Regions from separate parts of the Homo sapiens genome. Here regions 1 and 3 are each linked to region 2. A link is an interaction called in ENCODE POLR2A ChIA-PET data of the cell type or tissue named here. Cell type or tissue: MCF 10A. All regions are shown on one strand. Links, peaks and the distances in the headings refer to the core of each region. The heading gives the core; the rest is flanking DNA.

Evidence for each region. Peaks named below come from ENCODE experiments on the same cell type or tissue, not always from the same donor. Only the 100,000 strongest peaks of a DNase experiment are listed, where the experiment ranks them.
Region 1: POLR2A ChIA-PET joins it to region 2 with 31 read pairs; 3 of 35 experiments call an interaction of 5 or more read pairs at or near these places.
Region 3: POLR2A ChIA-PET joins it to region 2 with 28 read pairs; 2 of 35 experiments call an interaction of 5 or more read pairs at or near these places.

The regions. Positions count from the first base shown.
Region 1 is chr4:26,284,586-26,295,348 of GRCh38, reverse strand. LOC105374542 (a long non-coding RNA gene) reads left to right here. Exons shown (of 2, transcript XR_925508.3): 2 at 6,900-7,196. It also overlaps a transcript of RBPJ not described here. Among named protein-coding and RNA genes, the nearest start is that of RBPJ, 31 kb to the left of the region's middle. RefSeq lists a silencer at 6,435-6,484 and an enhancer at 6,655-6,704. In MCF 10A, for the core only: no CTCF peak of the experiment used is centred there; a DNase peak (open chromatin) is centred at 5,758.
Region 2 is chr4:26,229,993-26,240,755 of GRCh38, reverse strand. All of the region lies in intron 1 of LOC124900690 (a long non-coding RNA gene), which reads left to right. It also overlaps a transcript of RBPJ not described here. Among named protein-coding and RNA genes, the nearest start is that of RBPJ, 86 kb to the left of the region's middle. RefSeq lists enhancers at 1,309-1,857, 1,858-2,408. In MCF 10A, for the core only: no CTCF peak of the experiment used is centred there; a DNase peak (open chromatin) is centred at 5,025.
Region 3 is chr4:26,122,728-26,133,490 of GRCh38, reverse strand. It overlaps a transcript of RBPJ not described here. Among named protein-coding and RNA genes, the nearest start is that of LINC02357, 57 kb to the right of the region's middle. RefSeq lists an enhancer at 2,996-3,185. In MCF 10A, for the core only: a CTCF peak has its summit at 5,141; a DNase peak (open chromatin) is centred at 5,450.

The DNA of each region.
Region 1 (10,763 bases), core at 889-8,888, 55 kb before region 2:
AGGGAAGAAGCATCTTTCTCCCTCACACGTATGTGCATGTGTGGAAGACCCACACACACCCATGCACACACACACACCCACACACACACACACACACACACACTGATGCACCCTTTCTTCCTGGACAACGGCCATATACTTGTCATTTCATTCCACAAAGTCATTCTCATTGGAGGAAATGTAAGCCTAGTGGAGGGGAGAAAAATGTAATGTCTTGTCATTTCCCTGCTGAAATGTTTTCAGTGATTTACGGCTCTTTGTCCCAAAGCCCAAAACCCATTAATCCAGAGGAAATGTCCAGAAGGGATCATTCCTAAGAAGGGCAAAGCCTGGTGAACAGAGTAATACCCTCCAGGGGTTCACGGTTTATCCCTGATTCCTCTTTCCGTCATCAGCCCTATCCAACCCGGTGGCAGGTCTTGTTAGTCCTATTGTTAAACTATGCCCACATGTAATAATTTTTTTTTTTTTTTGAGACGGAGTCTTGCTGTGTCTCCCAGGCTGGAGTGCAATGGCGCGATCTCAGCTCACTGCAACCTTCACCTCCCAGGTGATTCTTGTGCCTCAGCCTCCCGAGTAGCTGGGATTACAGGCACACACCACCATGCCCGGCTAATTTTTTTGTATTTTTAGTAGAGACAGGGTTTCACCATGTTGGCCAGGCTGGTTTTGAACTCCTGGCCTCAAGTGATTCACCCACCTCGACCTCCCAAAATGCTGAGATTACAGGCATGAGCCATTGCACCCAGCCTACATATAAAAATTTTGACCATCTTCCTTCTACGCCCTAGTCCGGGGCACCATCACCTCTTTCTAGGTACCTGTGTTACCTTCCCTGCTTCTCCCGACCTCTACTCCACTCCCGTCCCCTACAATCCACTCTCTACACGACATCTGGAGTACTTTTAAAAATGTAAATCAGATCATCTTACTCCTAAATTTAAAACTTCCCAGCCGGGCGTGATGGCTCATGCCTGTATTCCCAGCACTTTGGGAGGCCAAGGCGGGTGGATCACAAGGTCAGGAGTTCAAGACTAGCCTGGCCAAGATGGTGAAACCCTGTCTCTACTAAAAACTACAAAAATTAGCCAGGCATGGTGGCAGGTGCCTGTAATCCCAGCTACTCGGGAGGCTGAGGCAGGAGAATTGCTTGAACCCGGGTGACAGAGGTTGCAGTGAGCTGAGATGGTGCCACTGCACTCCAATCTGGGCGACAGAGTGAGACTCCATCTCAAAAAAACAAAAACAAAAACAAAAACAAAAACAAAAACAAAAACAAAAACAACTTCCTGGCCGGGTGCCATGGCTCATGCCAGTAATCCCAGCACTTTGGGAGGTTGAGGTGAGCAGATTACCTGAGGTCAGGAGCTCGAGACCAGCTTGGCCAGCATGGTGAAACCCTGTCTCTACCAAAAACACAAAAATTAGCTGAGTGTGGTGGCACATGCCTGTAATCCCAGCTACTGGGGAAGCTGAGGCAGGAGAATTGCTTGAACCTGGGAGGCAGAGGTTGCAGTGAGCAGAGATCGTGCCACTGCACTCCAGCCTTGGTGACAAATCGAGACTCCATCTCAAAAAAAGAAGAAAAAAACACTTCTCATATACATGTCTATTATTTTTGTCATTCCTGAATTGTTTTGCCATCATAATTAGCATTGGAAAATCTTTTAATATAAAAACTCTGTGCTTTTTATTTTTTTATTTCTTATTTTGGAGACATGGTCTCACTCTGTCACCCAGGCTGGAGTACTATGGCACAATCACAGCTCAGTGCAGCCCCGAACTCCTGGGTTCAAGCAAACTTTCTGCCTCAGCCTCCCAAGTAGCTGAGACTTTAGGCATGTGCCACCAGACTTGGCTAATTAAAAAAAATTTTTTGTGAGGACAGGATCTCACTATGTTGCCCAGGCTGCCCTTGAACTCCTGGGCTCAAGCAATCCTCCTGCCTCAGCCTCCCAAAGTGCTGGGATTACAGGTGTGAGCCATCATGCCAAGCTGACTCTGTGCTGTCTTGCAATAAACAAAATAAAAAAAAAAAGGAAGCTGAGGGCACCACCTTCCAGATGCAAGAGATGGGGTGAGTGGTAACACCTAGTAAAGGGGGGAAACCTAGCAAAGCCCTGAGGCCTGCAGCTGAGGAAGAAAAGGGAATGCTAAGAGCCTACTTGGGCCTGAGGAGGAACCTGGGTTATGCAGTAGAAGGACCCCAACTGGCCTAAGAGCCCCTTCAGAGTGTGGCTTCTGCTTACCTTTCCAGCCTACTCTCCCATTCTCACTCCCCTCCCTGTACCTTGTGCTCCAGCTATATCCAAGTGTCCATAGTATACAGATCCAAATATGCTATCTACCCTAATGAACCAGCAGTCCCATTTCTGGGTATAACATCAGAAGGAAACCATATATCAAAGTGATATCTGCATGCCCATGTTCATTGGAGCATTATTCACAATAGCCAAGACATGGAAACAACCTAAGTGTCCACTGATGGATGAATGGATTAAAAAATTGTGATACACATATATATATATAAACACACCATATATATATATATGTATATACCTCACACATACACACACACCACAGTTTTTTAATACATACACAATAGAATGTTATTCTGTTAGGATTTTGGCCAGGCTCAGTGGCTCGCACCTGTAATCCCGGCAATTTGGGAGGCCAAGGCAGGTGGCTCACTTGAGGTCAGGAGTTTGAGACCAGCCTGGCCAACATGGTGAAACCTCGTCTCTACTAAAAATAACAAAAGTTAGCTGAGCCCGATGGTGGGCGGCTGTAATCCCAGCTACTCGGGAGGCTGAGACAGGAGAATCGCTTGAACCCGGGAGGCAGAGGTTGCAGTGAGCCGAGATTGTGCCACTGCATACCAGCCTGGGCAACAGAGCTAGACTCCATCTCATAAAAATATATATATTATTCAGTCATAAAAAAAAAGTGAGGAAATTTTGCCATTTGCAACAACATGGATGCAACTTGAGGCCATTATGCTAAATGAAATAAGTCACACAGAGAAAGGCAAATACTGTGTGATGTCACTTTTATGTAAAATCTATGAAGTTGAACTCATAGAAGCAGAGAATAGAATAGAGGTTGCCAGGGGCTGAGGAGTAGGGAAAATGGAAAGATGTTGGTCAAAATGTACAAACTTTCAGTTATAAGATGAGTAAGTTCTGGAGACTAAATATAAAGCATGGTGGCAATAATTGCCAATACTGTATTGCACACTTGAAATCTGCTAAGACATTAGATCTTAAATATTTTCACCACACATTAAAAAAAGTAAAAGTGTGACGTGAGGGATGTGTTAACTAACTTGATTGTGGTAATCATTTCACAATATGTACATATATCAAATCGTCACATTGTACACGTTAAACTTGTATGGTTTTATTTGTCAAGTATACCTCAATAAAACTGGAAAAAATAAAAATATATGTAAAACCTTAAAAAACAAACTGAAGGGCTGGACGCAGTGACTCACACCTATAATCCCAGACCTTTGGGAGGCCGAGGCAGGTGGATCAACGGAGGTCAGGAGTTCAAGACCAGCCTGGCCAACATGGTGAAACCCTGTCTCTATTAAAATACAAAAATTAACCAGGCATGGCAGCGCATGCCTGTAATCCCAGTTACTCAGGAGGCTGAGGCAGGAGAATCACTTGAACCCAGGAGGCGGAGGTTGCAGTGAGCAGGGACTGTGCCACTGCACTCTGGCCTGGGCGACAGAGCGAGACTCCATCTCAAAAAAAAAAAAAAGTCATTCATACCTGCTTGTCTTGTCACTCATTTCCTTTGCTTAGAAGGACCTTCCCCACCTTTTCTTATTAGTGAGTATTTATTCTACAACTCCCCAGAATAGATTTCCCACATGACAATTTGATGTCTTGATTTTCTGCCCTTGCTCTGAAGCTTGTACAATTGTTAAGACTGTTCTTGGACTCTAAATGACAACTTTGTGATAACATCCTTCAGTACTTTCCCAAATTTTGAAGTTTTCTCTATGCCATGAAAATTAATATTTGTATTTCTGTTGGATGCAAAAAGTTATACTGAACAATATCCTGTTGTGAATAGACCTCAATGATGCAGATGTTAACCCATAACCCAGAAGAGAATCTTAATATACTAGTCATTCCAACAAGTGGCTTCTCCCCCTACTCGCCTCTTTCTCTGGACTCTGGATTGTTCCACAAAGATTAACACTCATTTTCTCTGCTTTTTTTCCATGCACATTAATTTTGTCTTTCTGCAACACTTCTGAAGCAGGTATTATAGAAATATGGGTAATAAACAGAGAGCAAAGCCTTCTAAGTGAATACCTATTTGCTCACAGCCAGTAAACAGCATTCAAGGGGAATGCTTTCTATTTTTTAAAATGAAGGATTATTTACTTTAGCATATCTGCTTTCTTAGAGGAAGACCAGCTGGTTTAAGAAATAAATAAAGGCTATTAATCTTTATGTATTTCATTTACGATTCTCTTCTCGAAGGAGGAGACCCATTAATAGAAACCTTTATAAGTACTGTAATATTAAATAAAAGTGCACTAAGTTATCTACTTTTAGAGGAATATTTAGGGTGTAATTTTCAGCCAACTGGAGAGAACCTAACAAAACTCGAGTGCTTAAAAGAAGGCATGTTATCGCTGAAGTTAAACTTGATTTCTTTTATGGCAGAACTGGACAGCTGCTCACACCTGCCTTAACTTTTCTTTTTTCTTCAGCCTAAAGTTATCTATTCCAGGATTCTATGTCATATGGTATAAAGCTTTGGTTTCAATCAGTCACTAACATAGAAGCTTGGATATATTTGGAATTCCTTTTGGGGGAAAAAATTGGCCAAAGCTTTTGATAGCTTTGCTTCTCACACCCAGGCCAAACTGGGCTGGCTCTCTACTGGGACAAGAATGCATATTGGCATCTCATCCTTAAAGCCACAGAGTCACAGCATATTGGTCCAAAAAGGGTTATTACAGCTCATGCGGTCTAACTTTTTTTACTTTTTTTTTTTTTTTTTTTTAGACAGGGTCTCGTTCTGTGGTGCAATCATAGCTCACTGCAGCCTCAAACTCCTGAGCTCAAGTGAACCTCCTGTCACAGTCTTCCAAGTAGCTAGGACTACAGGCATGTACCACCATGCCCAGCTAAGTTTTTTAAGTCACATGTAGAGATGGGAGGTGGGGTCTCGCTGTTTTGCCTAGGCTGGTTTCGAACTCCTGGCCTCAAGCAACCCTCCCACCATGTCCTCCCAAAGTCCTGGGATTTCAGACATGAGTCACCATGCCCAGCCTAACTTATTTATTTTATATTTTTCTTTAACTTTATATTGGCATTCCTTGCTCTCTTTTAGCAAAGTCCTTAATTAATTGACAATATAGAATATTTATATTACAGGTAGGTACCTGTTACAAGATGCCAAGACAAATTAACAAGATTTAGCAGGTCATTCAAGCACTCTCACAACTCTGATACTTGAGAGACAGTCCACCAGACAGATCAACCTTCAATTCCTGTATATTCTCCAAGTTCTATGCCTTAATTTGGTAAAGACATTAGAGAGAAAGGTACCTGGGCCACCTTTCCTCAGCTTCTTCCTCAAATATATTAACCAACTTACAGGTGAGGTGTGTCCTCTGTTTACATTCAGGGTTAATATGAGTACATCTTTTGCAAGCGTGTGATTGAAGATACTGACCACAATGTTAAGCGGTATTAACTCTACACAACTCCACGTGATAAAGTCCTTCTTGAATTTAGCTTCAGGCAATGATAGCATGCATGCTCACTCTTGTCAGAAAGTGAAATCTCTGCAGCCTATCACGCTTCTCTTTTCACCTCTGCTGCCAGAAAGATCTGAACCAAATTTATTGCCAAGTGTTGTAATATGATCATTTCTGGTGCCTAGAATTATTTACTCCTTTTTCTTTTTCTTTTTTTTTTTTTTTTTTTTTTTGAGACCAAGTCTCACTCTGTCGCTGAGGCTGGAGTGCAGTGGTTTGACCTGCATACCACTCTCAGGTTCAAGTGGTTCTCCCACCTCAGCCTCCCAAGTAGCTGGGATCACAGGCACCTGCCACTGTGCCCAGCTAATTTTTGTATTTTTAGTAGAGATGGGGTTTCACTATGTTGGCCAGGCTGGTCTTGAACTCCTGACCTCTAGTGATCTGTCCACCTCGGCCTCCCAAAGTGCTGGGATTACAGGCATGAGCCACCAGGCCCAGCCCTACTCCTCTTTCTTTCTTAAACATTTTATTTGTAAACTGCTTCAAGTAATTTTGGAAGTATGTAAGTTAAACATAAAAAAATTTAATAAAATAGGTAAAAACAATTGGTAGGAAGTAAGGAATAGTCAATCTTCCTAATGAAACTTTTCTGTGCAAAGGCCTTCATGCCAAGTTTCTCATTTGAAGGATGGTGAAAAGGCCTTATGCTTTGTGCTGGGCTTAATCCCCAGCTATACAACTTACTTGTTAAATAACTGTACAAAAGTGACCTCGCTTCCATTTCCTCATTTTTAAGTGGGGATATTAATGCTGTTGTTCCACTGGGGGGTTGTGACAACCCAATGAGAAAACATGGGGAAATACTTTCTAAACAGTGAGTCACTCTAGAAATGTTGGTTGTTATAACTTCCCTGTCTTGCAGGGCTGAGCCACTCTAGTTTAAAGAATACGTGTTTGTGAGGGCTTTTAAAATAAACTCACAAATAAATTTGCAAGTTCTTTGATACTCCTTTCAAGAAGTGGAGCCTAATTCTTCTCTCCTAGGGTGTGGTCTGTAGTCAGTAACTGAGTTTTAGCGAATTCAATGTGGCAGCAGTGACAATGTGCAACCCGTGAGAATAAGTCATTACATGCATTGTGGCTTCCTCCTTGCTCTTGCTCTTAGATCACTCATTGCAGAAGAAGCCAACTGCCATGCCAGAGGGGCACTCAAACAGCTCTGCAAGGAAGTCCCTGTGATAAGCAACTGAAGACTCTGCCATCGGCCATGAGAGCGCCACCTTGGAAACAGATTCTTCAGCCTTAGTCAAATTTTCAGAAGACTGTATGTCCAGCCAACTTCTTGACTACAATCCCTTTATAGATCCCAAGCTAGAACCTCCCAGCTAAGCCACTCCTGGATTCCTGACCCTGAGAAACTCTGTGAGAGAATAAATGTTTATTCTTGCCTTAAGCTCCTAAATTTGGAGGTAATTTGTTACTCAGTGATATGTAATTAAAAATGTCTGTAGTTATCTACCCATCCTTTTGGAGAGCACTACTGAGGACTAATATCAGACTTTATACTCTTCCCAGATGTTATCATTGAAGGATATTCAAGTACTCAAATATCTTAGGATCATTGAGTGGGAAATCACCTCAGAGTCATGTGCAGTTTCCTCATTTTGCAGATGCAAATGCAGAGAAGCAGAGAGAGTTCAATGAGATGCTCAAAGACATTTAAATAAATGACAAAATTAGGCCTAGACCCTTCCCTGGTCTTCTTCTATTGGAGTTCTTCTTTCTCCTTCTTTCTCTTTCCCTCCCTCCCTCCCTTCCTTCCTTCCATCTTGCCTGCCTGCCTGCGTTCTTCTGTCCTGCCTTCCTGCCTTCCTCCCTCCCTTTCTCGTTTTCTTCTTTCTTTCTCTTTCTTTTCTTCCCTCCTTTCCTTCCTTTCCTTTCTTTTCTTTTCTTCTCTTTTCTTCTCTTCTCTGCTCCTCCCCTCCCCTCCCCTCCCCTCCCCTCCCCTCCCCTCCCCTCCCCTCTCCTCTCCTGTCCTTTCCTTTCCTTTCCTTTCCTTTCCGAGGCAAGGTCTCACTTTGTCAGCCAAGCTGGACTGCAGCAGCATGATTACAACTTACTGTAGCCTCCATCTCCCTGACTCAAGCGATCTTCCCACTCGAGCCTTCTGAGTAACTGGGACTACAGGAGCATGCCACCATGTCTGGCTAATTGTTATTATATTTTTTACTTTTTTTGCTAGAGATGGGGTCTCGCTATGCTGCCCAGGCTGGTCTCAAACTCCTGGCTTCAAGTGATTCTCTTACCTTGGCCTCTTAAAGTGCTGGGATTACAGGCACGAACCACTGTGCCCAATCTTTTCTCTCTTTCTTCTTTTTCCAATGACCTAAAATACTCCTTTATTTTTGAGCACAGATCTCAGAACAGTGACATGGTTTAAAATCAATACTCTCTTTTTACCGTAGCATGCTAGCTCTTTCCTTTGTCTTTTTCACCTGAAAATGTGCCAACCTAAAGCTTTTAGTTTAGGCCAGGTGCGGCGGCTCACGCCTGTAATCCCAGCACTTTGGGAGGCCGAGGTGGGCGGATCACCTGAGGTGAGGAGTTCGAGACCAGCCTGGACAACATGGAGAAACCCCGTCTATATGAAAAATACAAAAATTAGCCAGGCGTGGTGGTGCATCCCCGTGATCCCAGCTACTTGGGAAGCTGAAGCAGGAGAATGGCTTGAACCCAGGAGGCGGAGGCTGCAGTGAACAGAGATAGTGGCCACTGCACTCCAGCCTGGGTGACGGAGGGAGGCTCCGACCAAAAAAAAAAAAAAAAGAGGTTTTACTTTACAACATCATTTTACAAAAGAAAGGGTGCCCCTCAGATAAAGAAATTGCACATAATTAATATATATTGACATGAACACCTGCTGTTTGTAAGATGCTGTATGGAATCAAAAAATTTAAGCCTAAATTCTGGTCCTGAAGTTCCCCCAATCTGGTAAGAATGGGATGTTCTATGTGCAGTCAGAACAATGAATTATAGGATATTGAAGGACAGAGAGATCACATGTGAGATTCAAAGCTTTAAGCCAAGAGCTTAAAGTACATGAATTATTTTGTTTGTCTCTTTTTTTTTTTTTTTTTTTTTTGAGGCAGGGTCTCGGTTTTTCATACAGGCTGGAGTGCAGTGGTGCGACCACAGCTCACGAGAGCCTTGATTTCTTTGGCTCATGTGATCCTTCAGCCTCCTAAGTAGCTGGGACCACAGGTGCTCACCACCACGCATCTGGCTAATTTTTTATTTTTAAAGAGACCTGGTCTCACTGTGTTGCCCTGGCTGCTCTCAAACTCCTGGGCTCAAGCGATCCTTCCGCTTTGGCCACCAAAAATGTTGGGATTACAGGCGCTAGTCATCATGCCCAGCCCACAGTACATGTTCTATAATTACTGTCCCACGTGATATTTAAAGCCAGTCTTCCAAATTAATATGGTAGGATGAAAACATGTTTTAAAGATTTTTAGCCTAAGCTTTCACTCTGCCGCCCAGACTGGAGTGCAGCGGCACGATCATAGCGCACTGCAGCCTTGAATTCCTGGGCTCAAGCAAGTGTACTGAGCAGCTAGGACTACAGGCATACGCCACTAAGCCCGGCTAATTTTTAAAAATAATTTTTTGTAGCGATGGGGTCTCCCTATGTTGCCCAGGCTGGTCTGGACTAAAATTTTGAATACTCTCTCAGTGGGTAATTTCACTCATATATCCAACAATTTGCTGTTAGTCTTTGGGTATACACATAGTAATTTATATTCAGACAGGGATGGCTCGAGAATTTCTGCATAAGATTGAATTAAAAGGATTGCATTCTGGTTGGAAGATGCTTCAGGAAACTTGTCTGGAATGCATTTGATAATGTGCCACTTTTTTTTTTTTTTTTTTTTTTTTAACGTATCAGTATCATTAAGCAGGTAACATGCCATTTTTACATAAGGGTTTTGGTGTGAGGTGTAGAGTTGATGGCAGTCACTATTGATACCAATGTTTTGTCTCCCTTCTCTCACATTCTATTTTTTTCAAACTGTAATATTCATTTATTAAAATTTTGAGGCAGAGAGATCTTGGAGGAGACTCTTTGAAATGACAGTAGGGGTTTTACCAGCACCGGATGTAGATAGTTGTTCTTATACTAGAGGTGGCAGGAATGAAATGGGGTAGAGATAATATGCGTTTATTGTTTGAAGCGGCTGTGTTTTGGGGTAACTTGTTATGCCCTAATAGATAACTGAATGGAGGTGGCAGATGCTACTAGTTCCATAACACTGGGGCCCAGTTATCACCATGGTAAGTGGCGGGGGTGGGGGCGGAGGGGTGGAAGTTTAGAATATTTATCTGAGACTGGGCCTGCTATACAGAAATGCCTTTCCGGAGTCTGGACACTGAGATATATGTTTGAATAAAAAGTTAAGTTTGGCCGGGTGTGGTGGCTCACACCTGTAATCCCAGCACTTTGGGAGGCCGAGGTGGGCGGATCACAAGGTCAGGAGTTCGAGATCAGCCTGGCCAATATGGTGAAACCTCATCTCTACTAAAAATACAAAAATTAACCAGGCGTGGTGGTGGGCACCTGTAGTCCCAGCTACTCAGGAGGCTGAGGCAGGAAAATCACTTGAACCCGGGAGGTGGAGGTTGCAGTGAGCTGAGATTGTGCCACTGCACTCCAGCCTGGGTGACAGAGTAAGACTTCATTTCAAAAGAAAAAAAAAAAGTTAAGTTTAACCTGTTCTGGGGATGGAGGACACACAACAGACTGGTTGTTGTTGTTTTTAATCTCAAACAAAAGACTTTAAAAAGAGTTCAGCCGGGGGCACAGTGACTCACACCTGTAATCACCGCACTTTGGGAGGCTGAGGTGGACGAATTTGAGGTCAGGAGTTGGAGACCAGCCTGGCCGACATGGCGAAGCCCCATCTCCACCAAAAATAGAAAAATTAGCCAGGCGTGGTGGCACATGCCTGTGATCCCAGCTACTCGAGAGACT
Region 2 (10,763 bases), core at 1,289-9,288:
TGTGTGAAAATTTCAAGAAGAAAATCAGCAGGATAAACATGAAAGGTCTATCTAACATTAAACCTGGAATGCAGTATGGGTTCAACAGATGAATCTGGAATCCAAATGATCATTTTGGTTTTCACCTTCTGAAGACATCAAGGACCCCCTTCCATAGACAAGAGCCCACTAAAACATGCTCTTCCTCATGTTCTTCTTAAATACGTCCTTCCCTACTTCAGCACGGGTATAGCTTGGTTGCTTTTCTCTCCCTCTAATCCTACATCTGGCACTTTGTGGGTGTTTAATAATTATATGTTCAGACGAATTTCTTCTAAATGTCTGTCCCAGATTAATTCATACTGTGTGAATGTTATTGATCTGGAGAGGAGGGTATAGTTTAGAGAATAAAGTATTTGAAAGGAGGAATGAATGACCCAGACGGGGTATCCCAGGGAATGGCAAAAAGTAAAAGTCAAGGTAAGAAAGAAGAGTAACTAACAGAAGTAGAGTTGTTAAATGAAAAACAGGACATCCAGTTAAATTTGCATTTCAGATAAACGGCAAATGATTTTTTAGTAGGCCTCATGCGATGTTGGGGTATAGTTACACTAAAAATATTATTTGTGATTTATCTGAAATTCAGTGTTAATTGGGCATTCTGTATTATTTGTGAAATCTGGCAACTCTAAACAGGGAATGACAGGGAAGTTTTGCTCACACGGAACTTTGCTCTGCCAAGGCTCAGAGGACGGGGTGCTGGGAGTCCTAAGTATTTCGTCACTTAAATTTCTGCTAACAGGATCTTATTTTCTTTATAAAACATCCTTTACAAGAAAAATTTTGCAAAGTGGAAAACTACATTTTACAATTCATTAAAAAATATATTTTGGCTTTGAGTGGAACTGTGATGAAAATAGAGAATGAAACAGCATAACGGAATTCACTGTCATCACTGAAACAAGGGGACTTTGCCATTTCCCCATAAACAAAGTTTAACTCTACCCAGGTCTCTCCTCTCCTCTCCTCTCCCCTCCCCTCCCCTCCCCTCTTCTCTTCTCCTTTTTTTCTTCTCTTCTCTGTTACTTTCCTTCCCTTCCCTCCAGTGCACTATAAAGGATGCATTAACTACACCATGACTGCTCTGAAAATGTATCCTGGGATCCTTGGTTGACATTTGCTTTTAGTACAGGCAGAGGTCACTTGGAGCAAAGTTTACAAGCCTTTTCTTGATTACATTGTGCTTAAAGTGTTAACCCTGTTAGCAGTCACAGCACAGATTTCCTCAATGAGACTCTTGTGCGCCTGACAATGTAACTATTTATTTGCAGAGTCACTACCATTGACATTTGTGCTGCTCAATGCAAAGTGTTACCAGTGCTTTCTTTATGTCACTGTTTCTCTTCAGTAACCAAGAAAAGCAAAACAAAGTACAAATAACTGCTTATTCAGAAAGAAATCTCAGATTGTTCCTTAAACCTGCTCCAGGCAGCGGATACAGACTTTTGAGTGATCTGGAAAATATGAAAAGCACTTGGCTGGGATACAAAACCCGAACTGATCTGTGGTGATGGCAAAAGCAGAAATAGGAGCTCAGTAATAAAAATAAATTTCTATATGGCTGATCATGGTCCGGCTGGCTTGAGGAGGGAGGAGCAGGTCTTGGAAGTTAGGCTATTATCTGAGCAGTCGTTGCTTTGGTGGTGTGTGTGGGGGTTGGGGAATAGGGCTTTGCTTCATAGGCCATCCCTCAATTGTTGTCTGATTGATTGAAAAAGGCAAATGGTGCCGCCCTGTTCCTGCCAAGTGTTTTCTTCTGCGTCTGCTCTCCCTGGGTGCCTGGAGCGTTGATCTCTGTGGCTCTCTCACCTGCTGCTTTGTTCCAACAAAGCTGGCGTCTTACAGCCGCCGCCACTCACTCTTCCAAGCCGTTGTCCTGGCTGTCCTGACTGTGTAAACCCTGCCATCCCCATCTGCCCAGCCACCTGCCTCCTTGTCTCTAGATATCCTCCCGCGACCCCACCACTTCTGGGAAGCTCTCCGGAATTATGACCACCCACTTGTCTCCAACTGCTGGCCCAACCCTCTCCCCAAAGCTGCTCTCAAAACGACTGCATCTCATTTCTGTTGATTGTTTCTATGTCACAGCAGAGGGGAAGGTGCACACACACTGAGTCAGGCTGGGATTCATTTATTGACTTTGTCACTTACCAGCTCTGTGACCTTTGGCCACAACAGTAATGATGATACCCTACAACTATAAAACTCTTGTAGTGTGCCAAGCATGTTTACTACACTTTCCATACTTCCTTCTATTTTATCCCTGCATAGAAGCTATGAGATACATTAATACAATGATTCTCCTTGTTTTACAGACAAGAAAGCTGAGGCTCAAAGAAGTTAAGAACTTGGTTGAGCCAAGCATGGTGGCTCATGCCTGTAATCCCAGCACTTTGGGAGGCTGAGGCAGGCAGATCACTTGAGCCCAGAAGTTCAAGACCAGCCTGGGCAACATGACAAAACTCTGTCTCTACAAAAAATAAAAACATTAGCCAGGCACGGTGGTGCGCGCCTGTGGTCCCAGCTACTCAGGAAGCTGAGATGGGAGGATTACTTGAGGCTGGGAGGTCGATGCTGTAGTGATCTGTGATTGTGTCACTGTATTCCAGCCTGGGCAACAGGGTGAGACCCTGTCTCAAAACAAACAAATGAAACAAACACACACAAAATTTTTGGTCAGGATCAAATAGCTCTTTAATGGCCGGACATGATGGCTCATAACTGTAATTTAATTCCAGTACTTTGGGTGGCTGAGATGGGAGGATCACTTGAGGCCAGGAGTGCAAAATCAGCTTGGTCAACATAGTGAGACCTCATCTCAAAACAAAACAAAAAACAAAACAAACTCAAATAGCTCCTTCATGATAGAGCTAGGATTGGAACTCAAAGTGTCAAGCTGCAAGTCCAAACTCTTATTGGGATCCAAACACCAGGCTAGGTATCTTTATTATTTAATTCTCTCAACAGCCCAATTAAGTGTGTATTGTCCAAATTGTACTGATAGGGAGACCGAGGGTCAAAAAATTGAAGTGATTTTCTCGTGATCATGGCTCTAGTAAGTAGGCAATGCTGGATTCAACCCCCTAAAACCCTGTTTCTTCACTTATCACAAGCATCTTCCAGATAGAAGGCTTATACCTGTAGTGGAAGGAAAAATAGTGTGTTTGCACTGACAAGTTTGCAAGATGATGGAAATGTTGAGTCAAATCCAACTAAACAAACATTTTCCTTCTAATTTTTCTTATTATTTAATCCTAGGACTTCCTAGAGTCTTTAACACCGTGCAAAATATGCACTGTGAGGCTTCGAGAAAGGATTTAATAGGCAGCCTTTTCAAATTTATTCGACCATAATGATTTTTTTTTTTGAGACCCATCTATTAATATTTTTTTTGCAGTAGTGTTTCCCAGGACACAAATTTGAAAAACATTGCACTATATACTTAAGTGACAGCACACACAGATAAGAATACAGATAGAGAAATTGTTGTTGCTGTTGCTATTCAGGAGACCAGGATGGTCTTGATCTCCTGACTTCGTGATCAGGTAGTGATAAGGTTCTCCAGGTGCTTCCCAGAGCTATCGAGTCTGCCAGGGCCAACCAGCTGCTGTTGGTACTCAGGAGCCCGGCACCCAGATGTCATTTGCTTCATGGGTTCATTGAACTGGTGTTTGTTGTTGCTGCTGTTTTGCCTGAGCTCTACGGCTTTCTGGCTTCTTCCTACTGGGTTCTAATGTGGGCTCAAGCATTTCACAAGGGAGTCTGTTGTTAAAATCCAATAAAATCAAACTCAGAGTAGACATCAGAATCAGCACCAGCCTTAGTATAGGCAGGCATTGAGCACTTTAGGGCCATTGTAATAATAGCTACCGGTTAGTCAGTGTTTACAATGTACGGGGCTTAACATGGGTTGTTTCATTTAATCTTCCTGATAATAGAGATACTGTTGCAGAAATCTCCAAAAGGGCCCTTGTGTGGTCCCATCCACATTGAGTTAGGGACTGTCTTGTGTGACTAATACACTATCACATAGGTGATGCTGTGAGATTTCCAAGGTTAGGAATAAAGTCATTGAGCTTCCATCTTGGTCTCTTGAATTGCTTGCTCTGGATGAAGCCAGCTGCCATTTTGCCAAGACACTCAAGCAGTACTGTGGAGAGCCCATGTGGAAAGGAACTAATTTGTCAGCCAATGTGAGTGCCCCACCTTGGAAGTGGTTCCACCAGCCCCAGTCAGGCTTTCAGATGAATGCAGACCCCAGCTAACATCTGACTGCAACTTCATGAGAGACCCTGAATGAAAACTACCCAACCTGAGGCACTCCTGAATTCCTGAACTATAGGGATGACTATTGTTTTAAGCCACTAATTTGTGGAGCGACTTGTTACAAGCAGGAAATAATGACTACAGATACTATTAGTATTCCCCATTTTTCAGATGAGGACATCGAAGCTATAAGAGAGGTTAAATTGCTTATTGAAGGTCACAGGGCCTACTCACTCAAGGTCACAGCCAGAGTTTACGTGGCTGATACAGGATGCCACAAAGGACCTCTTTCCTCAATCCCCAAAATATTGCCCCAGAAGTCTGCAATAGTATCCACAATTCTATTTCTGGGCTCATTTATTCAGTGTGCTGATGTGATAATACAGAAAGTTTTGGAACCTGTCCATATTTTACCTCTCATGAACTTCAGCTCCTTAGAGAGTAAATATCATCTACCTGGTTGTGGATAAAATGATTGAATATATTGAAAGTTCAGGCAGATTCTAGGCACTGGATATTTGGAAGTTCCCTTCCCTTCCAATTCCTTCTTTAGCATTGGGCTTCACTTTGGTGGTGAGGAAAACAGAAGGTTAGCTTAGCCAACAATCTGTCATTCTCACCCTAAAGGGAATTAGCTCATCAGGATCCAGTCCTAACTGGCAGGAGACTGAAGAGGCAGGCTTTTTGCTTGGAGAGCAAAGGACAGGAAAACATAATTTCTGAGTATGGTTTACACTGGGAGCAGGCAAGCCTGGCTGGGTGCCCCAGAGAGCTCTGGAACAGCTAGAGGGCATCATGAGAGCCTGGAGAAGGCAGAAATGGGGCCCAGTAACTGCAATTGGGAGGGAACTTTCTTTCACTGATTTGCCTAAGGCCAGTCATTCCTAAATTGCATCACCAAAGATGATCATGGTATAAAGCATGGTCAAGAATAGCTGCTTTGGCCAGGAGAAGCTAAGAAAAAAAAGTTGTAATTCTGTTAGAAGTGTTTTTGTTTTTGTTTTTAAATGTTAATCCATGTAAAGACATAAGTTCTTGGCCCAGGTATAAATACCTTCAGAGATCCACAAAAAAACAAAGTTACACATCTTATTTAGGTCACATAGCTAAATAGAGGCAGAGTTTGGTCTAGAACTCAAAACCTACGTTGTAATCATTATGTTTGATCAAATCAATTTGTTTTGGCTTGAAAAGCACACACATCCCTTCTTCCAATAAACTTTTTCTCATTAACATTGCCAAAGGTTACTTATTTTGAATTTTTTCAGCACTAATAAGTAGTCTGACATACATATTAGATACTTGATTAAGCAAGGTTTTTTTTTGAACACTTACTATGTGCCAGGTACTCTATCACCTGCTAAGGATTTAGTAATGAGCAAAATGCACAATTCCCCTGTTGTTATGAAGGCTTTATTCAGCAGTGGATAGGGTGGAGTTATAAGATAGTTGAGAAACAGGCCGGGCACAGTGGCTCACACCTGTAATCCCAGCATTTTGGGAGGCCGAGGTGGGCGATCACTTGAGGTCAGGAGTTCGAAACCAGCCTGGCCAACATGGTGAAACCCCGTCTCTACTAAAAATACAAAAATTAGCTGGGCGTGGTGGCATGTGCCTGTAATCCCAGCTACTTAGGAGGCTGAGGCAGGAGAATCGCTTGAACCAGGGAGTAGGAGGTTGCAGTGAGCCTAGATCTCACCACTGCACTCCAGCCTGGGTGACAGAGCGAGACTCTATCTCAAATAAATAAATAAATAAATAAATAAGAAAATAAGATAGTTGAAAAACAAAATTATGTAATTAACTACAAGGTGATAAGGAAAAGTAAACAGGAACGGGGGACAGAGACAGGGTTTGTGGAGTAGACTGGTACAATTTATATAGAGAGTGGCCAGGGAAGTTCTCACTGAAAAGGTAACATTTGAGCAAAGACTTGAACAAGGTAAGAAAATGAGCCTGTGGTTATCTGGGGGAAGAGTATGCCACAAATTTTAGTATTACTACGGAATCATTCTCTGGTTCTTTCAGGCTTATATGTTTATTATTCTCCATCCCCTATTAAATTGTCAGGCGTGTGTATTTCATCTTCTGCTTCCTTTGGGTCTAATAGGACTGCTTTCTGCAGAATGCTATTTGTACCACAGACTTAATAAATGCTTGTTGAATATTTTGGTTAAAGTCATTTTCTCACTATTGCCCTTTTTAGGCAAGAAATGAAGGAAAAAGTACAGTAGTAGTTCAGTACTCTGTCCAATATTCTAAATGACTTAGAATGTACAAACCAACATCTAGCTGTACTATCCAACATTCTGGGTTAACATTCTTTGCCTTCCATAAACATTACATCTAAAAATATTTGCAAAAGTCGTGGCTTCTCCTAAATTCAAAACAGGAAGCCCCTATAGTTTCTAAGCTATGTTTATTCACCTCCAAACCCCAAACTAGAATCCACCATTACTTCTTTGCAATTATGAATTTTTTTTTGTACAATGAGCTCTGACATTTTTTGAAAATGGTTTCCTGCCTAAGCTAGAGACATCCTGTTATTCTTAATGATATTCTATGCCACCTACTATTAAGGTGTCTTGAATTCATAAGAACAGAACCATTCATGGCTAATCACTTGTTCCTCTTTGATTTTTGCAAAAAGAGACACTTCACAGATCTGCTTTCCAATTTCCTTTTGAAAAGGATTCTCAGTTTTTATATCAATGAGATCTTGATCTTGTTTGATATCAGTGCTTTGCATAACGGCATATAGCCTGTGCCTGTTTTATTTGCTCTGATTTTATTTTGAAGAGACAGACTGAAAATGAAAAGGAGTTATAACAATGGTGAAGGTACTAAGGATCCCAATAATAACGACACTGGGAGAAATCAAACAGAAAACTAAAATGAGAAGGTAGTGTCAGCAGCTGAGTAATAAACTAACATGACGCATACGAAGTGGAGACAAGGCAACATCTTAACGAAACTGAAGAGACTGGGGAATCAGGGTATATGATTTTCTGAAGGATAATTGAATTCAGCCCTAAGTGAAGAAGGAAACTTTTTGCAAGGAAACCTGTTACCAAATCAGATGGTAGGTAATAAGACACAGAAAATGTGAAACAGAAGAGCTTGTATGTGGACACCTGTGGGTTGTATAAATGCCTCTAACAATGGATATTAGAATAATGTGGAGATAATCATTTATAGTTTTCCCCCCCAGTATTTTAATTTATAGCTCCATACATTCTCTTATCAAATGTATTCATGAATGATTTATTTATCCTCTGGGGAAATAAAAGTGCAATCAAGTACCAACTATCCCAAATCTTAATCATTTCAGGATGTCAGCTATAGAAAAAAGAGGTTGTGTTTACTGTTTCTGCAGTGCATACAACACTACTTGTACATCTGGAGAAGGAAAAGCAGCTGCTCTCTCTGCATGTGAGACTTTGGTCCAATTATTTATCTTTTTGAACTTTACTTCTTTTAACTGCAACATAGAAATAATATTACAAAACTTAGATGGTGTTTAGGAACATAAATTACAATAGTCAAATTATAGCAGGTTCCCCGCACTCTCTTTACATATAGGGATTTATTTAATTGTAATAAGTCTTATGACACAGGTTTCATGATTTACAAATGAGGGAATGAAGCACAGAGAGATCCAAGCCATTTGCTCCCAGCCACACAACTGTGGAACTGGCTGCAGGGACCACATACTTGAACTCCACTCTGAAATCTTTCTCTAATAATGGAGATAAAGCACATAGTAAGTGCTCAGTAAATGATTATTATTATCGTTGTTGTTGTTATAGAGAAGAGATGTGTTTGTTCTTACACTTAAGAACATTCTGTTACAGATTGCTCCACTAAGACTCCCAAGTGCATTTAGATGGGAGAGAAATTGGAACTAATAAAACAGAAATTTTAAACTTAATTGGCTGGGTGTAGCGGCTCATGTCTGTAACCCTAGGAGGACTTTGGGATGCCGAGGTGGATTGCTTGAGGCCAGGAATTTGAGACCAGCCTGTCTCTACAAAAAGTAATTAAGGGCTGGGAGGAGGGAGAGTATCAGGAAGAATAGTTAATGAATGCTGGGCTTAATACCCAGGTGATGGGATGATCTGTACAGCAAATCACCATGGCACGTGTTTACCTATGTAACAAACCTGCACATGCTGCACATGTGCCCCTGAACTTAAATATATAAGTTGGAAAATAAAAAGATATTAAAATGTCTTCATTTACAAATAAAGCAACTGATTGGGCATGGTGGTTCATGCCTGTAATCCCAGCACTTTGGGAGGCTGAGGAGGTTGGATCATTTGAGATCAGAAGTTTGAGACCAGCCTAACCAACATGGTGAAACCCCGTCTCTACTAAAAATACAAAAAAAAATTGGCCGAGCATGGTGATGCATGCCTGTAGTCCCAGATACTTGGGAGGCTGAGGCAGAAGAATTGCTTGAACTCGGGAGGTGGAGGTTGCAATGAGCCAAGATCGCACCACTGCACTCCAGCCTGGGCGACAGAGTGAGACTCTGTCTAAAAAAATAAATAAATAAATAAAAATAAATAAAAATTAAAATTAAAAAAAAATAAAGCATAAGGTCAGGCGCAGTGGCTCACGCTTATAATCCCAGCATTTTGGGAGGCTGAGGCGAGTGGATCACCTGAGGTCACGAGTTCGAGACCATCCTGGCTAACACGGTGAAACCCCATCTCTACTAAAAATACAAAAAAATAGGCTGGGCGCCGTGGCTCATGCCTGTAATCCCAACACTTTGGGAGGCCGAAACGGGCAGATCACTTGAGGTCAGGCATTCGAGACTAGCCTGGCCAACATGGTGAAACCCCATCTCTACTAAAAATACAAAAAGTAGCTGGGCATGGTGGCGGGTGCCTATAATCCCAGCTACTCTGGAGGCTGAGGCAGGAGAATCGCTTGAACCTGGGAGGCAGAGGTTGCAGTGAGCCGAGATCTTGCCACTGCACTCCAGCCTGGGCAACGAGAGTGAAACTCTGTCTAAAAAAAAAAAAAAAGTGCAATTAAAAAAAGTAAAAAGTTAAAAAAAAAGTATTAGGTACATCTCCTTTTGGATCATATGTTCTAGATTTACAAGTGGGTTGAACTGATTAGTCATCTCAGTCAAAAAACTGCTCCCTTAAATGCAGATAGCAGTTCAAGCTAATCGCCCAGCTAAATCAATTGTTTAATTCCATTTAAAGTAATCAACCTGTCAGCTCCTTGAGGCTCTAGCCTTTCTCCTATGGTTTTATGGCTCTTTTGAGTGTAAGACACAGTTAAAATGTTGAAATTGCTCCTTCGGTGAATAAACAGACTTGGTAAATAGGTCAGATCGCAGAAATGGCTGTTTCTTCTACCTCCACATTTTTATGTTCAGAATCCATCACTTTTGCTGATGTTTATAGAGCCTGCTTATGCGTTTCCTTGTTTGATGTTGTCAGAGAGCCTGGGGGAGGGGTTTATTCTTGCCATTATCTCTGGGTGACGTGCTAAAAATGACAGTCAATTGGAGTACTTTACTCAAAATGTCAAAATATATCAGTGGATATACTTCATCACACTTCATGACAAGGGATCAGAATCCTAAAGCTATGCTTGTCATTTATATTTTGCTATAAATATATTTTGTGGGCTATTTTGATGCTAGGTCGAAAGTGTGGAAAGCTAATGGTTATTTGAAAAAAAATAGAAGAGAACTGAACTGAACTGATTTGTAAGGAAATAAAAATATGCCATTGGTCGCATCAGAAATAAAGATCACTTAATGAAACAAAGAAATCTATATAACACAAGCAACTATGTGTGGGCAGTAGAGGCTGGTGGTTAGAATGGGACTCATTGGAGTTAGTCTTTCAAGGTCCAACCCTGGCTCTGCCACTTATTCACTACGTGTCCATAAACATGTTACTGACCTCCTCATGCCTGTGTCCTCATCTATAAAATGGGGGTTAAAATAGGACCTAACTGCAAGGGTTTTGGTGAAGATGAAAGCAGTTAATATATGTAAAGCACTTGGAACAATGCCTAGCATATTACAGTATCTACTGCATAAGAGTTAGATGTTATCGTTATTATTAGCACTGGTTTGTTTTTATGAGTGTGTAAGTTAAAACCGAAGTTTGCCTGAATTATGGTATCTAGTCATGTAGGAAGGTCAGTCAACCTGGGTGTTTTCAATTTTTGGCTATTATACATAGTGCTGCTATGAACATGTGTCATAATGACTTTTTTTTTTTTTTTAAGATAGGGTCTCACTATATTGCCCAGGCTGGAGTGCAGTGATGCAATCTGGGCTCACCACAGCCTTGACCTCCTGGGCTCCCTTGATCCTCCCACCTCAACCTCCCAAGTAGCTGAGATTATAGGTGCACGCCACCATGCTCAACTATTTTTTGTATTTTTTTGCAGAGGTGGAGTTTCGCCATGTTGCCCAGGCT
Region 3 (10,763 bases), core at 1,489-9,488, 110 kb after region 2:
GTTAGGGGCCCCCTGTGAATAATAGTAGAGCAATGAGTCCCTTGAACTCTGAGTCTCAGTTTTTTGTTTGTTTGTTTTTTAGTAGAGATGAGGTCTTGCCTGTTGCTCAGGCTGGTCTTGAGCTCCTGAGCTCAAGCAATCTGTCTGCCCTCACCTCAAAGTGCTGGGATTCCAGGCATGAACCATTGCACTTGGCCTTGAGTCTCAGTTTTTTATCTGTAAACTGGGGTGATGGAAACACAACGAATTCCCAAAGTCAAGATGAGGGTCCAATGAGCAGACATACGTGAAAACAGTATGTAAAGGGCTGTCTCAGATGATGGCTATTGCTATGACAGTTGACTGGTGCATGTGCAAGGAAATGGTTTGGCCAGAGAGGACACCTGCCTGGGTCACACCGAGGTTTCACCTCAGGGCAGGCACCTCTGGTGGCCTCAAGGTGGAGCTGAAGCTCAGGTGTGACCTGGTTTGGGAAAGACGTAGGAAGGCTCATGGAACCCAAAGGGAGGTGGCTCTTGGCTTTTCTGCCACAAAGGGAGGCAGAGCTACCAATAACAGTACGAAAACCCACCTATGATGGAGCAGGGCCTTAGGGATTTAGAAGCACAGACACGGGCTTTCTGGTTGTTAGGTAAGGACCCTGCCCCCTCTTGCATCAGGGCTGGGATGTGGGGTGGGGGGGTTGAGAAGTAAAGAGTAACAGAAAAGAGGCCCCAGAGAAAGAAGTTGGTTACACCCCAGTGACAGTGGTTTTGTTTTGTTTTGTTTTTGAAGCAGTTTTTGCTCCAAATCTTTACTTTTAGACTGTAGGGCTAAGTCAGTCCTCTGAGGCTATGGCCAGCGAAGACCCAGGGGTTTCCTGGAAGAAAAGGGTATATGAGTCCTGGGGCAGAGAGAGAGGTACAGTGCAGCGGGAGGGCAGGTGGTCCCAGTGGCTCCCAGCTTCCACAGCCAAGGGTGGGGCCTCCCAGAAGCCTCAAACCCACACTCCTGGGCAGACAGCTCTGGAAGGAGCAGGTGCCATGAGCAGCTCTGGGAGGAGCAGGTGCCATGAGCAGCTCTGGAAGGGAGCTCAGGTGGGCACACCTGGGGGTGGCTGAGCCCACCCTAATTAGGCTCAAGGTCCAAGAGATACAATAATTGTCTGATGCTGGGGGAAGAGGGTTCTTACTGAGTTTCTTAAAGTGGGGCCCAAGGGTCCTTGAGTGCCTGCAGGTGAATCTTGGAGTCCACAGAGTCTCTGTGAGAATATTTAAATTTTGTGTTTTCATATGGATGGTGACCTAAAAAAATAGTTAGTCAGTCTAAGCATAGACTGGGTCATATGAATTAGAGACCTTCAAACTTTTTTTTTTTGGCAGCCACCCACAGAAGGAATCCATCTTACACAGTGGCCCAGTTTCCGTCACTGATGTCCATGCACAAATAGAACTGACAGACAGCCAGTCTAGACCAGTCCAGGTGTACCAGTTGTGAAAATACTATAATACTCCAAACCACTTGAGAAATGGCTCTGAGCCTACGTGTCACCACCCTACCCCGCTAATAGTCTTGGTACTTCCTCGGGGATTGCCTTCAACTACCCCCGAAAGCACCCACCAGTGGTGGTGAGGGGAGAGGTGGGATCTATTGGTTTCCTGTGGCTGCTGTAACAAACAACCACAAATGGGGTGGTTTCAAAAACAGAATTCATTCTCTCCCAGCTTGGGAAGCCGCAAGTCTGAAGTCAGTTTCACTGGGTCAAAACCAAGGAGTCAACAGGGCCACCATTCTGTCTTGATCAAATCTCCCTCTGTCTTTCTCTTATAAGGATACCTGTGATTACATTTAGGGCCCACATGGATAATCCAGGAAAATCTATCCATCTCATTGTCCTTACTTTAATCATATCTGCAAAGACACTTTTTGCTTATAAAGCAACATTTGCAGGTTCCAGGGATTAGGACCTGATATCTTTTGGGGTCACTATTTAGCCTATTTCAGTGGGCTTCCACGGACCTTCCCCAGAAGCAATACTGGCATCTGTTTGGATTGGTTATGTGAGTGTGTGTGTCTGTGTGTGTGTGTGTAAAACAATTTTCTGAATACTTATTCTGACACCACGTAATACTTGATATTTTCTCTTTTCTGTAACATTTTTTAAAAAATTGCTTGTAACAGCTTACTAAATTGATCTCATGATGCAGGGATGTGACTGCATAGGGATGTGACCCAGTTTGAAAAACATGGCAACCACCTTGTAACCTAGTAACCTACTAGTGCCACAGCTTCCGCCGCCTGTGCTGTGTTTTTATCACAATGGCACTCAACCTAAATTATCACAGGCTAATGAGAAAAGAACGCAGGGAGCCTCGATATGTAAATGATGCGTTTCTGATAAGCTGAGGCCAGTTGGCATGTTGCACAAATGAAGACTAGACCGTAGCTTGGATGGCAGAAAAAGATGGGAGAATCAATCCTCACGTGGTACATGATGGCACAGGCATGCTAAGCTTAGAAGATCCCAAGCCATCGTGGCCCATGCCACAGTCACATTCCACGCCGAAATGTAATTTTAGCAGTTTCAAACAGCATCATCTGCCACATTAAATTAACACATTAAATTAATGAGGATTTTGTAGTGTTGCTTGTACTCTATTTGTAAGATTCATTTTTAAAAATCATGTGAGAGCTGTAAACCTAAGGATTTTTAAAAACCTGGTTTATATTTGTACATTTTCAGGTGATGAGATAAAAAGAAACATAATTCACATCAACTCTCACAGAGTGACGGTGGTAAAGGAGTGCACAGAATTTTTTTCTTCTCATAGAAAAAGGAGTAGATCATTGAAGTTTAGGAAACACTGTGGTGTTACGGGGAGAGTAATGGGAGTCGTGAATGTGGAAATACAGAGAGAAAATGAGTGAGAAAGAGAACAGGAAAAGTGGCAGGACTCGGTTGCTGCAGCTTCAGTAGAGGACGTGAAGCTTGAAAAAATAAGGACTGAGACCAGGCAGGGGAGACCTGAGGAGCGGCTGCAGCCGGCATGCTTCTCAAGACGTCCCTGCCCACAGAAGCTGACAAACCCAAGCAGACAAATTTGGAGTTCAAGTAAGAGAATGATTCAAAAATGGACCAAAACTGAGGCCTGTCCTTAATTACTCATAGTGAGAAGATGTAACCACTCCTTGGGGAGGAGGATGGGCAGTGAGCACTCAACTCCTGTGTTGTATCTATCGAGGTGAACTATGTGCTGGCCTAACTTGCCTGTTCAAGAAGGTGCGGGTGTATGTATTTAGGTAGGTACCACCTCTTGATTTGCTTTGATTCTTTAAAAATAATCCCTCTGAGGCTGGGCATGGTGGCTCATGCCTGTAATCCCAGCACTTTGGAGGCCGAGGCAGGAGGATCACTTAAGGAAAGGAGTTTGAGACCAGCCTGGCCAACATGGTGAAACCCTGTCTCTACTAAAAACACAAAAATTAGCTGGGCGTGGTGGTGCACGCCTGTACTCCCAGCTACTAAGAAGGCTGAGGCAGGAGAATCGCTTGGACCTGGGAGGCAGAGGTTGCAGTGAGCTGAGATGGCGCTGCTGCACCCCAGCCTGGGAGACAGAGAGAGACTCCATCTCAAAAAAATAAAAATAAAAATAAATTAATCTCTCTGCCATCAATATTAAAGAAATAAAAAAAAAATTCAGGTGATGTCCACCTCCATCCTAGATAGACCATCTTGAGTCTGCTGTCTGGAGGCTAGATAGGGAACACCCAGGAATGAACAGGCCGGGTTGCCATTATACAGATGCTGGTTGCTGAAAGTCTTCAACTGTAAACTAGGTGGATTTGGAGATTGATAGGTAACCCCGTCTTACAATAGCATCATCATATCTATAATTTAAGAGTTGTAAGGGACAGTAAGTTCATAAAAACTCATTGGTTTTTCAGATGAGAAAAATGAGGTCCCCCAAAGTAAGTTATTAGTTAAGGTTATTTGGCATGCAGGATGGAGCAAAGATGAGAACCCAGGACTCTTGACTTGCAGCTCAGAGCTCTTTCCACTCAACTTTACTCCAATTTTACTTAATGTTCATGCTTTAGAAAATATCCACTATATGAAATAGATGTACAACACCAATGTGTAGTCACTTTGAAGTACTTTTAGGGTCCACATATTTAAGGACATATTTTTGGATACAGATACTCTTAGGCTCCTTTGAAATGATTCACGGCAGGGTAGGATGGAAAAATCACTGGGCTGGGAAACAGAACACCTATTTGAGGTGCTAAGCTGGCCACTTACTGATTATTAATTTACTTCTCTGAGCCTCCATTTTCTTATCTGTAAAATGGGAATGACATCATTTGCCTTGACTCCCTCATTGAACTAATATGAAGATGAAGTGAGACAATGTAAGTGAAAGAATTTGTATTAATAAATTGTTGAGCATTTTCAGACATTGTATTAGTCTACTTTCATCTGCTGATAAAGACATACCCACGACTGGGTAATTTACAATGAAAAAGAAGTTTAATGGACTCATAGTTCCACGTAGCTGGGGAGGCCTTACAATCATGGCAGAAGGTGAAAGGCACATCTTACATGGCGGCAGACAAGAGAGAAAATGAGAGCCAAGCAAAAGGGAGAACCTCTTATAAAACCATCAGATCTTGTGAAACTTATTCACTACCATAAGAACAATATGGGGGAAACCACCCCCATGATTCTATTATCTCTCACCAGATCCCTTTCACAACATGTAGGAATTGTGGGAGCTACAATTCAAGATGAGATTTGGGTGGGGACACAGCCAAACCATATCAGACATCATCTCATAAGATGCCCGTTTAGTCATCAGAATATAGGCTAATTTGGAATAGTGTATATTGTATATCATACTGTATAGTGATTGAGAAGGAGGGGATTGAGCTCAAATCCATTTACAAAGTGTGGGATTTGGGGCATAGCTACTTCATTTCTTCTGTTCCTCTATTTCTTAATGTGTCAAATAGGGATAATCAGAGGGTCTATCTTGCAGGGTTTTTGTGATGGCTATATAATTTAATTCCTGTAAACTACTGCTTGGCACATAGAAAGTGCTCAATAAATGTTTGCCATTATTATTATCTTGCAAACTTGCTGATGGTGATGTCTTTTTCTTTGTTGTAGGTGTTATTCATTGTCACATTTGTGTGTGCTTTAAAAGTCAGCAAACTTTCAGTGCCCCTGGAGGCCATAGGTAGAACCTCCACACCTCTTCTGGGAATCCTTCCATTTTTAGTATGAAGAAATAGGAACAACAGAGCTGCCTTCCAGAGCCAAGTTGGCAACTAAACCCACCTGCTTCCTGCCTTCCCAAGGCCCAGCTGACATCAGTGGGAGCCTCACCTATATGAGGAGGGACTAGTATTTGCCTTGGCCTGGCTGCTGCTGTTATCTGAAAGGCAGCAGGGGCCCCAGGCCATGCCATCTCTTGCAGGGATCCTGGCAGAGCACACAAGTCAAACAGGATCAGGGTGGGGCATAACTTGGCCCAGAGAACCCACTGACACCAGCTCATGAAAGGTGGGAGCAGGGAGTGCCCCAGATGAATCAATGGGTGGCATGTTTCCCTCTGAGCAGCTGCCAAAAATGCCTCTCAGGCATCTGGTTAAGAGGCAGTGAGTACATGGGGTGGCTGGGAGGCCAACCTCTTTAGGGCCACAATGATTTATCTCATGTCTCTGTGTACATATGTTTCCCTCTACTTGGAGTGTCTTACTCTACTTACCTGCTGGGCAAAACCCTATTCCTAGCTCATCTTTCAAGTCCTAGTTCAAGTCTATGGGGAACCTTCCTGGGATCTAATAGGTAGATTTAGGTGTTTTGTTCCCTATACAAACTGTACTTATATATTTACTCCACCCACTTTATGCTGATATACTCCATCTTACATACTTATATACTCCATCCTCTGTACCACATTACAATTGTTTATTGGTATATGGGCAAGACATGCCATCATGCCTGATGCCTACCAAAAGATTTTCCTCCAGCTCTGCCCACAGACCCTGTCAAACTGGTGAGGCTGGGAGAGAGTGCATTTCTACCACATGATCCTGCTACCCAACCATAGCCAAGGAGAGCCAATCTCCATATGGTTGGTGACCTTTGATGTGGACTAGGTCAGATCAGATTCTCACTGTCAGTGATTTGAATTGGGAAAGACTTTAGCAATGAGCAGCAGCAACGGAAGCTGAAAGGTCATGAAATACAGAAAGATCTGATGTAGCAGATGCTGTGATGTGCTGCCCGGATTCCTCTTCAGGAATGATAGATTTCTTCTCTGTGCCACTGGGAGTGCTGCCAACAGACAGCCCTCAGTTGCCAGCTGTCTTCAGGAAGCATCTCTTTTAAAGAAAGTCACCCCACCCAAGATCATGCACCCTTCCCAGGGAAGCCCATATCCAATGACTGGCTGAAATTCTCAGTGCTATCTCAGCTTCAGAGTGACGTGTGTGGTCGGCTGAATCCTTCATCAAGACTAGGGGCACCACACATCCCTGTGTGACTGGGATAGAGTTGTCCTTTAAGGCGTAATGACCTTTTAAGCTCAGTCCATGAAGTTCATGAAGACTCTCCTGTAATGGCAGCTGGCCTTAAATTCTTAGGCTTTTCCACTGTCCATATGGTTCTCTGTGTTCCTACAATAAACTCAACTTATTTGATGTAACTGGAGTAGACTTCTTACCTTTGCATTCAAAAGCACCTAAGTAGATGATCATTTTTGCATTAGGAGGGAATTTGGTTGTTGACCACAACCCACAGAACCAATGCTGGCCGCCTTGAGGGAAATAAATGAATATATTGGGATGATATTAGAGGTTCTCAAAATCAAAGAAAGGCTGCAGAACAAGTTTGGAAAATGAGCAGGGCATTAGTTTGACCTGCCACCAGTATCATAATGACTATAACCTACAGCTAGAGCCAAGTTTCTTACAGCACTTTCAAGAGTCCACGTCCCAGGAAAGCATCTGATTGGCTAAGCCTAGTCATATGCCCACCTGTGCCGTACCAGAAATGGAAAAGGGAAAGAGAGAGGAGTATCTGTCTCTTTTGGCTACTGTAGTGGGAGACAGGCTACCCACCTCAAAATACACAATGGGGGATTCCCCGAAAAGGGGAGTGATGGGCTAGGAGGAAGTTGGGGTTGGGGGCGGGAAGCCAAAAAACAACAGATGTCTTCAGCAGTGTCTGTCTCCTTCCTAGGCTAAAAGCCTCCATAAGAGGCAGGGACTACCAATTTTCATCTTTGTATCCCAAATCCCTAGTGCCTGGCACTAAATAGGTGTTTCTTTAAAAAGTGCAGACTTTTTAAAGTGCTTGATCTTTTCCATTCAAGGAATTGAATACATCTGGAAAGGCTGGTGTTTGCTCCTTCAGGAATGCAAAGATGGATTTTTTTTTTAAAGCAATTCTTAAGGGCTTTAAAATCTAGATGTAAGGTTGGAGCACACAGGCAGTGATACATCTATATCCATACACATTGTGTGTGACAGACACCATAGAGGAGAGGTGTATCCCCATCCGCACACCTGGAGAGAGCATGTGGAGGAGCTGTTATGCTGCCTCTCCAGCTGCATTGTTCTTATGGGTGGAATCCTCAGGCATCCTATAATCCGCCATGAGGGTGCCTGCTGGTAACTAAAGAAGAGGGACGATTTTTTTTTTTTTTTGAAATGGAGTCTTGCTCTATTGCCCAGGCTGGAGTGCACTGGTGCCATCTTGGCTCACTGCAACCTCCACCTCCCAGGTCTAAGCGATTCTCCTGCCTCAGCCTCCTGAGTAGCTGGGATTACAGGCATGCACCACCACACTCAGCTAATTTTTGTATTTTTGGTAGAGATGGGGTTTCACCATGTTGGCCAGGCTAATCTTGAACTCCTGACCTCAAGTGATCCACTCCCCTTGGCCTCCCAAAGTGCTGGGATTACAGGTGTGAGCCATTGCACCTGACCCAAGAGGGCCATTTTTCTCCCTGTTCCAGATATCTTTTTGGCTGCTTTCTCCAAAGGAATTACATGTGAAACCTGCCTTCCAAGAAAGGTTAAACAGCCTTTTACTCAGAGATTACAGGATACATAAAAACATTCCTCAGTCAGTAGTGTAGAAAAATCAACCTTTGCACTCCCAGGCTGGCTCCATCCACTTCCTATAAAAGTATGTGTGGTGGAGAGGGGACTTCACTGCCTACATCACAGGGTGCCCCATGAGGGGCTCCATAGCCTTCAGCAGCTACCCACATGTTGCTCAGAATATAGCCTACATTTCCCAGCCACCCTTGCAGCTAGGTGTGGCCAGATGACTAAGTTCTGGCCAATAGGATGTGAGCAAGAGGGATGACTGCAATTCCTGACTGGTGTCCTTAAAGGGAAGAGATGTGTCTTTCCTCTCCCCTTTTCCCTTCCCCCTTTTTCCCTTCCTACTGGCTGGATTGTGGACATGGTAGTCAGTCATCTCAGACCATGTGCCCGAAGACAACATCTTAGGGGTGGCAGAATAGGATAGAAAGTGTCCGGGCCTCTGACACATTGCTGTTGCCATAGCAGTCCTGAACTACAGTCGTGTGCCACATAAGGACATTCGGTCAATGATGAACTGCATATGGGACGTGGTCCCATAAGATTATGTGAAGCTGAAAAATCAACATCATAGCACGATGCATTACTCACGTGTTTGTGGTAATGCTGATGTAAACAGACCTATTATGCTGCCAGGCATATAAAAATATAACACATACAGATGCGGTAAACGGAACACTTCTACACCACTTGTGGGACTGTAAACTAGTATAATCACTATGGAAAAAAGTGTGGAGATTCCTTAAAGAACTAGAAGTAGAACTGCCATTTGATCCAGCAATTTCACTACTGGGTATCTACCCAGAGGGAAAGAAGTCATTATATGAAAAAGATGCTTGCACACTCATGTTTATAGCAGCACAATTCACAATTGAAAAAACATGGAACCAACCCAACTGCCCATTAATCAACGAGTGGATAAAGAAACTGGTATATATATATATATATATATATATATATATATATATATATATATATGATGGAATACTACTCAGCCATAAAAAGGAATGAGTTAATGGCATTCACAGCGACCTGGATGAGACTGGAGATTATTATTCTAAGTGAAGTAACTCAGGAATGGAAAACCAAGCATTGCATGTTCTCACTCATAAGTGGGAGCTAAGCTATGAGGATGCAAAGGCATAAGAATGACACAATGGACTTTGGGGACTCAGGGGGACAGGGTGGGAAAGGGGTGAGGTATAAAAGACTACAAATAGTGTGCAGGGTATACTGCTCGGCTGATGGGTGTCCCATAATCTCACAAATCGCCACCAAGGAACATATTCCTATAACCAAACATCACCTGTTCCCCAATAACCTATGGAAATAAAAAATCTAGCACATACAATTATGTACAGTACATAAAACATGATAATAATAAATGACTATGTTACTGGTTCATGTATTTACTATACTTTTTATTGTTATTTTAGAATGTATTCCTTCTACTTATTTAAAAAAAAGTTAACTGTAAAACAGCCTCAGGAAGGTACTTCTGGAAGTACAGAAGACTACTGTTATCCTAGGAGATGACAGCTCCATGCCCCTGAAGACCTTCCAGTGGAACAAGATGTGGAGGGTGAAGATAGTGATATTGATGACCCTGACCCTGTGGAGGCACAGGCTAATGTGTGTGTTTGTGTCTTCGTTTTTAACAACAAAGTTTAACAGTTTAAAGAAAGAAATAAAAATGTTAAAAATAGAAAATAGCTTATAGAATAAGGGTATAAAGAAAGAAAATATTTTTGTATAGCTGTACGATGTGTATTTTAAGCTGTGTTATTATGAGTCAAAAAGTTTTTTAAACATTAAAAAGTTTATAAAGTAAAAAATTATATATAGTAAGCTAAGGTTAATATATTGTTGAAGAAAGAAAAAAAATTCTTTATAAATTTAGTGTAGCCTAAGTGTACAGTGTTTATAAAGTCTACAGCATATAGTATAGATGGTAATGTCCTAGGCCTTCGCATCCACTCACCACCTATTCAGACTCACCCAGAACAACTTGCGGTCCTGCAAGCTCCATTTATAGTAAGTGTTCTATACAGATGTACTATTTTTAAAAAATATTTTATACCATATTTTTGCTGTACCTTTCTATGTTTTGGTATGCTTAGATACACAAATGCTTCCCATTGTGCTCTGGTTGCCTGTAGTATTAAGTACAGTCACATGCTGTCCAGGTTTGTATTCTGGGAGCAATAGGCCACACCATATAGCCTAGGTGTGCAGTAGGCTACACCATCTAGGTTTGTACACTAGTATATAAGTACACTCTATGATGTTCTCACAATAACAAACTCCCCTAATGACACATTTCTCAGAACATAAACCCGTTACTAAGCAATGCATAACTGTATTTATGCCCAATCTGTTCCTGAGAGGGGAGTGTGCTTCTTGTTTGTTTATGTTGCTGCCATTTTGAGTTTCTGTTAGAGCAGCTAATTCTAATGAGGAGGGTCGGCCGACTATGGCCAAATCTGGCCCACCATCTGCTTTTGTAAATAAAGTTTTATTGGAACACAATCACACCCATTCCTTTTTGTATTATTTATGGCTGTGTTCTCCCTGCAATGGTAGGTTGCATTAGAGACCATATGGTTCACAGAGTCTACAATGTTCCCTCTCTGGATCTTTGCAGCCAAAGTTTGCCAGTTCCTACT